2 separate regions of the Homo sapiens genome follow, and region 1 is linked to region 2. The links are chromatin contacts, found by Hi-C or POLR2A ChIA-PET in ENCODE. All regions are on one chromosome and are shown on one strand. Each heading gives the region's core, a stretch centred on a gene start or an enhancer-like site at or near the end of the contact. The rest is flanking DNA. Distances are from core to core; before and after follow the strand shown. Region 1 overlaps AFAP1L2 (actin filament associated protein 1 like 2). Region 2 overlaps CCDC186 (coiled-coil domain containing 186).

Region 1 (3,317 bases), core at 671-3,170, 150 kb before region 2:
CAGCTTGTAGCTTATATTCATCCATTCAGAGGTTCCCCATCAACAGACATCTTCTCAGCACAGGAATATGGTGGACAAGAGCAATATGGACTCCGTCCTTGTGGCACTTACATCCTAGTTTGGGAGTGTGATGTTATTCAGCAAATTACCCAGCCAATCGCTGGGCTACAATGGCTGGAAAGAAGTGGGGAGGGTGCTATAGACTTGTACTGGGGTCTGGGTGACAGGCTGGAGCGGGAGGGACAGGGCTTGATCCTAGGAGCAACGGAGCCCTGATGGCTTTCAGGGGAGGGCGGCAAGCTCAGATCGGGGTTTTGAGATGCTTCCTCCAGCTACTGGGGTGGGAGTGGATCGGAGGGGGCAAGAAGGGACCTGCTAGGAAGCTGTCGCAGCTGTCCAGGGCAGAGACGCAGCCTGGACTAGGGGAGGCCCATGAAAAGCTGTATTTAGAATCCAGTTGAAACTAAGTGGGGGCCGGGCATGATGGCCCACGCCTGTAACCCCAGCACTTTGGGAGGCTGAGGCAGGTGGATCACCCGAGGTCAGGAGTTTGAAACCAGCCTGGCCAACATGGTGAAACCCTGTCTCTACTAAAATACAAAAATTAGCTGGGTGTGGTGGTGGGCGCCTGTAGTCCCAGCTACTTGGGAGGCTGACACAGGAGAATTGCTTGAAGCCGGGAGGCAGAGGCTACAGTGAGCCAAGATCCCACCGCTGCACTCCAGCCTGGGCGACAGAACAAGATTCTGTCTTTAAAATAAAAAAAAACTGGGAAAAGGAAACCAACTAAATGTCAAATTCTGCTCATCACGGCCTCTTTGATGAAGAGAATGTAGCAGCAAACGTGATGGAGCTATGGGTTATACCAAAGGGGGCTGATTTTCCTCATCAAAATAAACCTATAGCTTTGATTAAATGGGCAGTTTTTTCTCATTATAAAGGTAAGAAACAGTGTGGACATTTTAATTGAGGTACCCAATGGATGCATTTGATTAGAATGCATTGTCCCCTGGAAAAAAAAATACCAAATTCACTGGGATTTTGATGATGATTTAGCAGCTGAGCTAGTGTAAGGTATTTAAAAGATGTCCCGACTTTACTGAAGCCATGAACAAAATAAATTTGAATGTTGTTATTTCTTGGGGATCCAGGAAGTCTTGTTGTATATGGGATTGGGGGAATGACATGCATTGTTCATAAAATACAAGTGTCAACTTAAAAGACATACAATTTTTTAATCATTTTAAAAACTATTAATTAACAGGTGGTCACTAACAGTTTTTAATAGTGACCACCTGGTGATAAGTTTTCACCTCCTAGAAACACAATGTATATACATCTCATATGGCCCTTGGGACAAAAGTCCACAGCATTATTGAGGTGGCATCAAGATGTCACTGACGACAGGAAATATTATCTGGGGCCACTGGGGGGTGGGATAGGCTGGTGAACAGGAGAAGCACAGCCCCGGGCTGTTACAGAGGCTTTCGTGGGCAGGCTCAGGGGTAGGGGTACGGTCATGGCCTGGTGGGGAGGGGCTGGCACCAGGCAGCACTGCCTGGCCCTGCTTATGTCTCTCTTGGCCTCGTTCCAGGCCAAGTCTTCCGAGGAAATGGGCCACTGGCTGGGTCTCCTGCTCTCTGAGTCAGGCTCCAAGACAGACCCAGAAGAGTTCACCTACGACTATGTGGATGCCGATAGGGTCTCCTGTATTGTGAGTGCGGCCAAAAACTCTCTCTTGTGAGTAATTTGGACCCTTCCTCCGTACACTCTCTTATTCCTGGCCATGCTGTAGGCCCTGGGTCAGCCAGAGTCAGGGGCAGCAGGGAGCACAGGGTCCCACCCCACTCTGCCCAGCAGCAGGAAAATGTGAAGCCAAGGAGTAGCCCTCAGGGAGGCCCGGCCAAGAGCCAGGAGCTGAGCTAAGAGCAAGGAGCCGAGCCAGGCTTCGGGCCCCGGGGGCAGCTTTGGCATCCTCAGAGGCAGTTAGACTCTCCAGCTCCTCCAGGCAGAGCTGTCACCTTTCCTGACCTCCTACTTGTCCTTCTGGTGAATCCCTCACTGGGTCTCCAGCACACCCTGGAGAAAAGCAGGTCAGGGGGTGGTGCTTCTGTTTCCAGATGAGCAAACTAGGGCTGAGGGAGAGGGCGTTCTCTGGTCAGGGTGGTAGAGCCAGTCTCGTGGAAGCCGGCTGAGCCACTGAAACAGAATCAGTTTTCTCATGGACCAAACGGGGATAGTGTCTGGCCTGCGCCACCCCAAGTGTATTGTGAAGATGAAATGAGAAGGGGTTTTTTGTTGTGGTTGCTGGAAGGAGATCCTAGAAGGGAGGAATGGGGGAGAAGATGGCAAAGGGATCCTAGGACGAGGCGTATGGGCAAGGGAAGCTTGTCTTTCTGGGAGGAAAATCTCGAACCAAGAATTTCAGGAAGAAGGCACTGGGAAAAGAGGGAGGAGGTGCCCTCAGATCCATGGAGGTGAGTGTCAGCCCCCAGATCTCTTGTGTGGCCACCACTTTCACGGCAACCACTCCTCACTGGGAATCCTTGGAGTCTGGTGCTTTCACCACCCTGCCCCGGCTGCTTCATGTGTGCCACCTCGCCCTGTTTCCAGACTGATGCAGAGAAAGTTCTCAGAGCCCAACACTTACATCGATGGCCTGCCTAGCCAGGACCGCCAGGAGGAGCTGTATGACGACGTGGACCTGTCAGAGCTCACAGCTGCGGTAAGGACCCGGCCAGGCAGTGGCCTGGGCCTCTCCAGGCCCTCCTCCTACCAACCTCAACACCTGGATGCCAGAGATCATTAGAGTATCCCTGAGATGAGATGAGTGGGTTCTGAGTCACCTACCAGGCCAGTAGTGCAGACACCTAAGTGCAACAAGGCTGTCTCCTATATGTGAGGCTGTGCAGTTTGCTTGGCTTGGGGACTTATCTAGATGAAACACCGGTGAACCCCTCTCGTCAGGGCTAGGGGTGTGGTGGTGGGATTGGGAGTGGAGGTACCAGTAGGCTTCCAGGTCCAAATCGGTTGTTGAGTGGGATGATCACACCGATGGCAACTTCCACGTTTTGGGCACTGAACCCTGTGCTGAGCTGAGGACCTCCTGCAGATGATCTCCTTGAATCCTAACCACCTTATGGGAAGATGCTGCTCTTTTCCTCTTTACAGATGAGGAAATAAGGTTCAGGGAAGTTAAGTGCTCTGTCTGGGTCTTCCACCTCGAGTGACATATCTAGGACTCAGCCAGTGGCCCCCCCAGCAGGGAGGGAGATCTCTTGGAACACTGTGAGATGGGCACCAGAACTGTGAGGCAG
Region 2 (3,448 bases), core at 791-3,290:
CGCCACCATGCCCAGCTAATTTTTGTATTTTTGGTAGAGACGGGGTTTCACAGTGTTGGCCAGGCTGGTCTCGAACTCCTGACCTCAAGTGAGCCTCCTGCCTCTGCCTCCCAAAGTGCTGAGATTACAGGCTTGAGCCACCCCGCCTGGCCCCCTTTCTTCTTTTTTAATATAGGTATTTGTAGTTATAAATTTTCCTCTAAGCATTCCTTTAGATGTGTCTCCTGAGTTGTGGTATATTATGTTTGCATTTTTATTAGTCATCTAGTACTTTCTAATTTCCCTTGCAATTTCTTCTGTGTTTCTTTAGCAGTATGTGGTTTAATTTTCACAAATTTGTGAATTTCCCATATTTCTTTCTGTTACTGAGGTCTCATTCCATTATGGTTGGAGAATATGCTTCATATGATTTTAATCTTTTAAATTTATGGAAGTTTGTTTGTAACCTAGCATATCCTCTGTCATGGAATATTCCATGTGCACTAGATGAAAACGTATACACTGCTGTTCCTGGGTGGAGTGTTGTATAGATGTATTAGATTCCATTGTTTTGTAGTGTTTAAGTCTCCTATTTCTGTGTTAATTTTCTGCCTAATTCTATTTATTATTGAAAGTAGGATAGTGAAGTCTCCAACTATTGTTGACTTATTTTCCCTTTTATTTCTGTTAGTTTTTGCCTCATATATTTTGATGCTACATTCTTAGATGCATATACATTTATCTGTTAGATCTTTCTGATGGCTTGATCTGTTTTATTTTTGTGAGCTATTCTTTATCTCTGGTAACATTCTTAATTTTAGTCTGTTTTTTATGTAAATATAGCCACTCTTCCTTATGATTGCTGTTTGCATTATATATTTTTTTCCACTCTTTTCAGTTTACTTGCATTTTGAACCTAAAATGCCTTCTATAGACAACATATAGTTGAATCTTGTTTCTTTAATTAAGTCTGTTAGTTTCTGCCTTTTGATAGGATTATTAAATCCACTTTCATTTAATATTATTGATGGTGGGATTTATGTCTGCCATATCTTTCGTTTTCCATGTTTCATGTCTTTTTTCTTCCCCTATTCCTCCTTCACTGCCTTCTTTTGCATTAAGTGAATGTTGTCCAATATAACATTTAAATTTCTTTCATGATATTTTCACTATACAGTACAGAGTTCCCCCTTATCTGAGGGGAATTTATTCCAAGATCCTAAGTAGATGCATGAAATTGTCAATAGCACTGAACTCGATTGCCATCAATCAGAATATGTTTCTGTTTATGTCTGCCCCTGACAAGTGAATGCCCTTTTCATCCTTTTTTTTTTTTTTCAGAGACAGGGTCTCATCACTCTGGCTGGCGTACCATGGTGGGATCACAGCTCACTGTAGCCTCAAACTCCTTGGCTCTAGCAATCTTCCTGCCTCAGCCTCCTGAGTAGATGGGACTATAGGCATGCACCACCATGCCCAGCTAATTTTTAAAATTTTTTGTAGAGATTGGGTCTTGCTGTGTTGACCATGCTGGTCTTGAACTCCTGACCTCAGGCAATTCCCTCTCCTCAGCTTTCCAAAGTGCTGGGATTACAGGCATAAGCCACTACCTGGCTCCTTTCCCGTCTTAACAAAGTACTTATGCAGTGTGGCCATAACTTTTGAAGTTTGAGGTGTGACAGCAAAACTAGCATGAATTTCTTTTTTCTTCTTCACAGTTTCATGGATAGAAGATTCATTCTTACTGTAGATCTTAGCAACCTCAGTATATGATTTTTTTCTTTCAAGTCACCATTTCACTTAAAATAAGCACTTTAAAGCCTCTCTTTGGCACATGTGAATTGCCAGCATCACTATTCTTATACTCTGGGGCCACTAATAAGTAAACTCACTTATTAATTAAGGGCTAAGTGTTGCTGCACACAAGCACTGTCGTCCTGCCATAGTCAGTCTGGTAACTGAGATGGCTACTAAGCGACTAACTGGCAGGTAGTGTGTACAATGCAGACATGCTGGACAAAGGGATGACTCACAGTCTCAGTGAGACATAGTGAGACAACACAAGTTTTCATCACACTACTCAGAATGGCATGCAATTGAAAACTTGTGAATTATTTCTGGAAGTTTTTATTTAATATTTTTGAACTGTGGGTGACTGAAGGTTGCTGAAACCATAGAAAGTGAAGCCACAGATAAGGCGGGACTCTACTGTATTTCTTTGTGTTATTCCTTTGTGGATGTTCTAGGGGTTGCCAGATACCTTAACTTAATGGAATCTCCAGATTTTTACTAAATGACAGTGAGATATAGAAACATTGCTAAAAGTTTTTATTTCAATAGCTGAAGTATATTCATTGTATTCTTTATGTTTATTTACTTTGTTTATATTTATTTGCAGTATTGGTGGTGTATTTGGTATAGCTATAAAAATAATTTGGAAATAATTTTCTTTACAGTTAGAATCAAGAATAGAAGAACTTAATAAAGAAGTTAAAGCTTCCAGAGATCAACTAATAGCTCAAGACGTTACAGCTAAAAATGCAGTTCAGCAGTTACACAAAGAGATGGCCCAACGGATGGAACAGGTATTTCTCACATCGTTGTCATTATTAACTTGATATTCTGGTGACTCTTGTTTGTTAAAATAAGCTAACACTGTTAGACTATTTTGGACCTCACTATTGTATTAATACTAGGTGATTCTTTTATATAAAAGTAAGCCATTAGGCCAGACGTGGTGACTCACATCTGTAATCCCAGCACTTTCAGAGGCTGAGGCAGGCAGATTGCCTGAGGTCAGGAGTTTGAGACCAGCCTGGCTAACATGGTGAAACCCCATCTCTACTAAAAATACGAAAAGTTTAGCCAGACGTGGTGGCGCATCCCTGTAGTCCCAGCTACTTGGGAGGCTGAGGCAGGAGAATCACTTGAACCCGGGAGGCGGAGGTTGCAGTGAGCCGAGATTGCACTGCTGCACTCCAGCCTGGGTGACAAAGCAAGACTCTGTCTAAAAAAAAATAGTAAGTCATTAAAAATTCTAAAGCAATATATAAATACATACAGATGAATAAAAAAGTGTATGGAATAAAAATTTTTTTTTTAATCTGTACATATTCTTCCCCTGCCTACAATCCTTTTATATCCCATTCCTTGTTCCATAGCTAATTATTGGTATTTTGATTATGTATCTTACTACATATACATGTACAAGTCACACATGTTTATTTGTACATGGTCATATACTTTTTTCCCCCATTTGATTGGAATGATACTATACATCTTTTTTGTAACCTTTTTTCCCATACTTAATATACCTTGGTAATCTTTTTAAGTTGGTATATATGATCTCAGAAGAGGTAATTTTAAGCAGTGCTTTTTTATTACTTGCCTGAACTCTTTATGGATGACGTCTTTGTCATCTTCATTTCTGTATCCACAAAACCTAGCACAGTATCTGACTAACAATTAG

The links. Hi-C counts contacts between places; a loop is a spot of excess contacts on that map. ChIA-PET counts read pairs that join two places held with the same protein, here RNA polymerase II (POLR2A). Pooled maps may share reads with other maps.
Region 1: a loop to region 2 is called in a map of mammary epithelial cell, with 11 times the contacts of the local background. The contact joins two enhancer-like sites. A Hi-C loop is called at or near these places in 1 of 168 maps with a recorded cell type or tissue (mammary epithelial cell) and 1 of 50 pooled maps. POLR2A ChIA-PET finds 5 or more read pairs at or near these places in 3 of 52 experiments (AG04450, GM12878 and K562).

Annotation. Positions count from the first base shown.
Region 1 is chr10:114,300,762-114,304,078 of GRCh38, reverse strand. AFAP1L2 (actin filament associated protein 1 like 2) reads left to right here. Exons shown (of 19, transcript NM_001001936.3): 12 at 1,595-1,740; 13 at 2,614-2,725. Among named protein-coding and RNA genes, the nearest start is that of VWA2, 63 kb to the right of the region's middle. Within about 2 kb of position 1,920, at least 6 of the 41 ENCODE cell types and tissues checked have a DNase peak (open chromatin) inside an H3K27ac peak, as active enhancers do.
Region 2 is chr10:114,150,208-114,153,655 of GRCh38, reverse strand. CCDC186 (coiled-coil domain containing 186) reads left to right here. Exons shown (of 16, transcript NM_018017.4): 4 at 2,436-2,564. Among named protein-coding and RNA genes, the nearest start is that of MIR2110, 22 kb to the left of the region's middle. Within about 2 kb of position 2,040, at least 2 of the 41 ENCODE cell types and tissues checked have a DNase peak (open chromatin) inside an H3K27ac peak, as active enhancers do.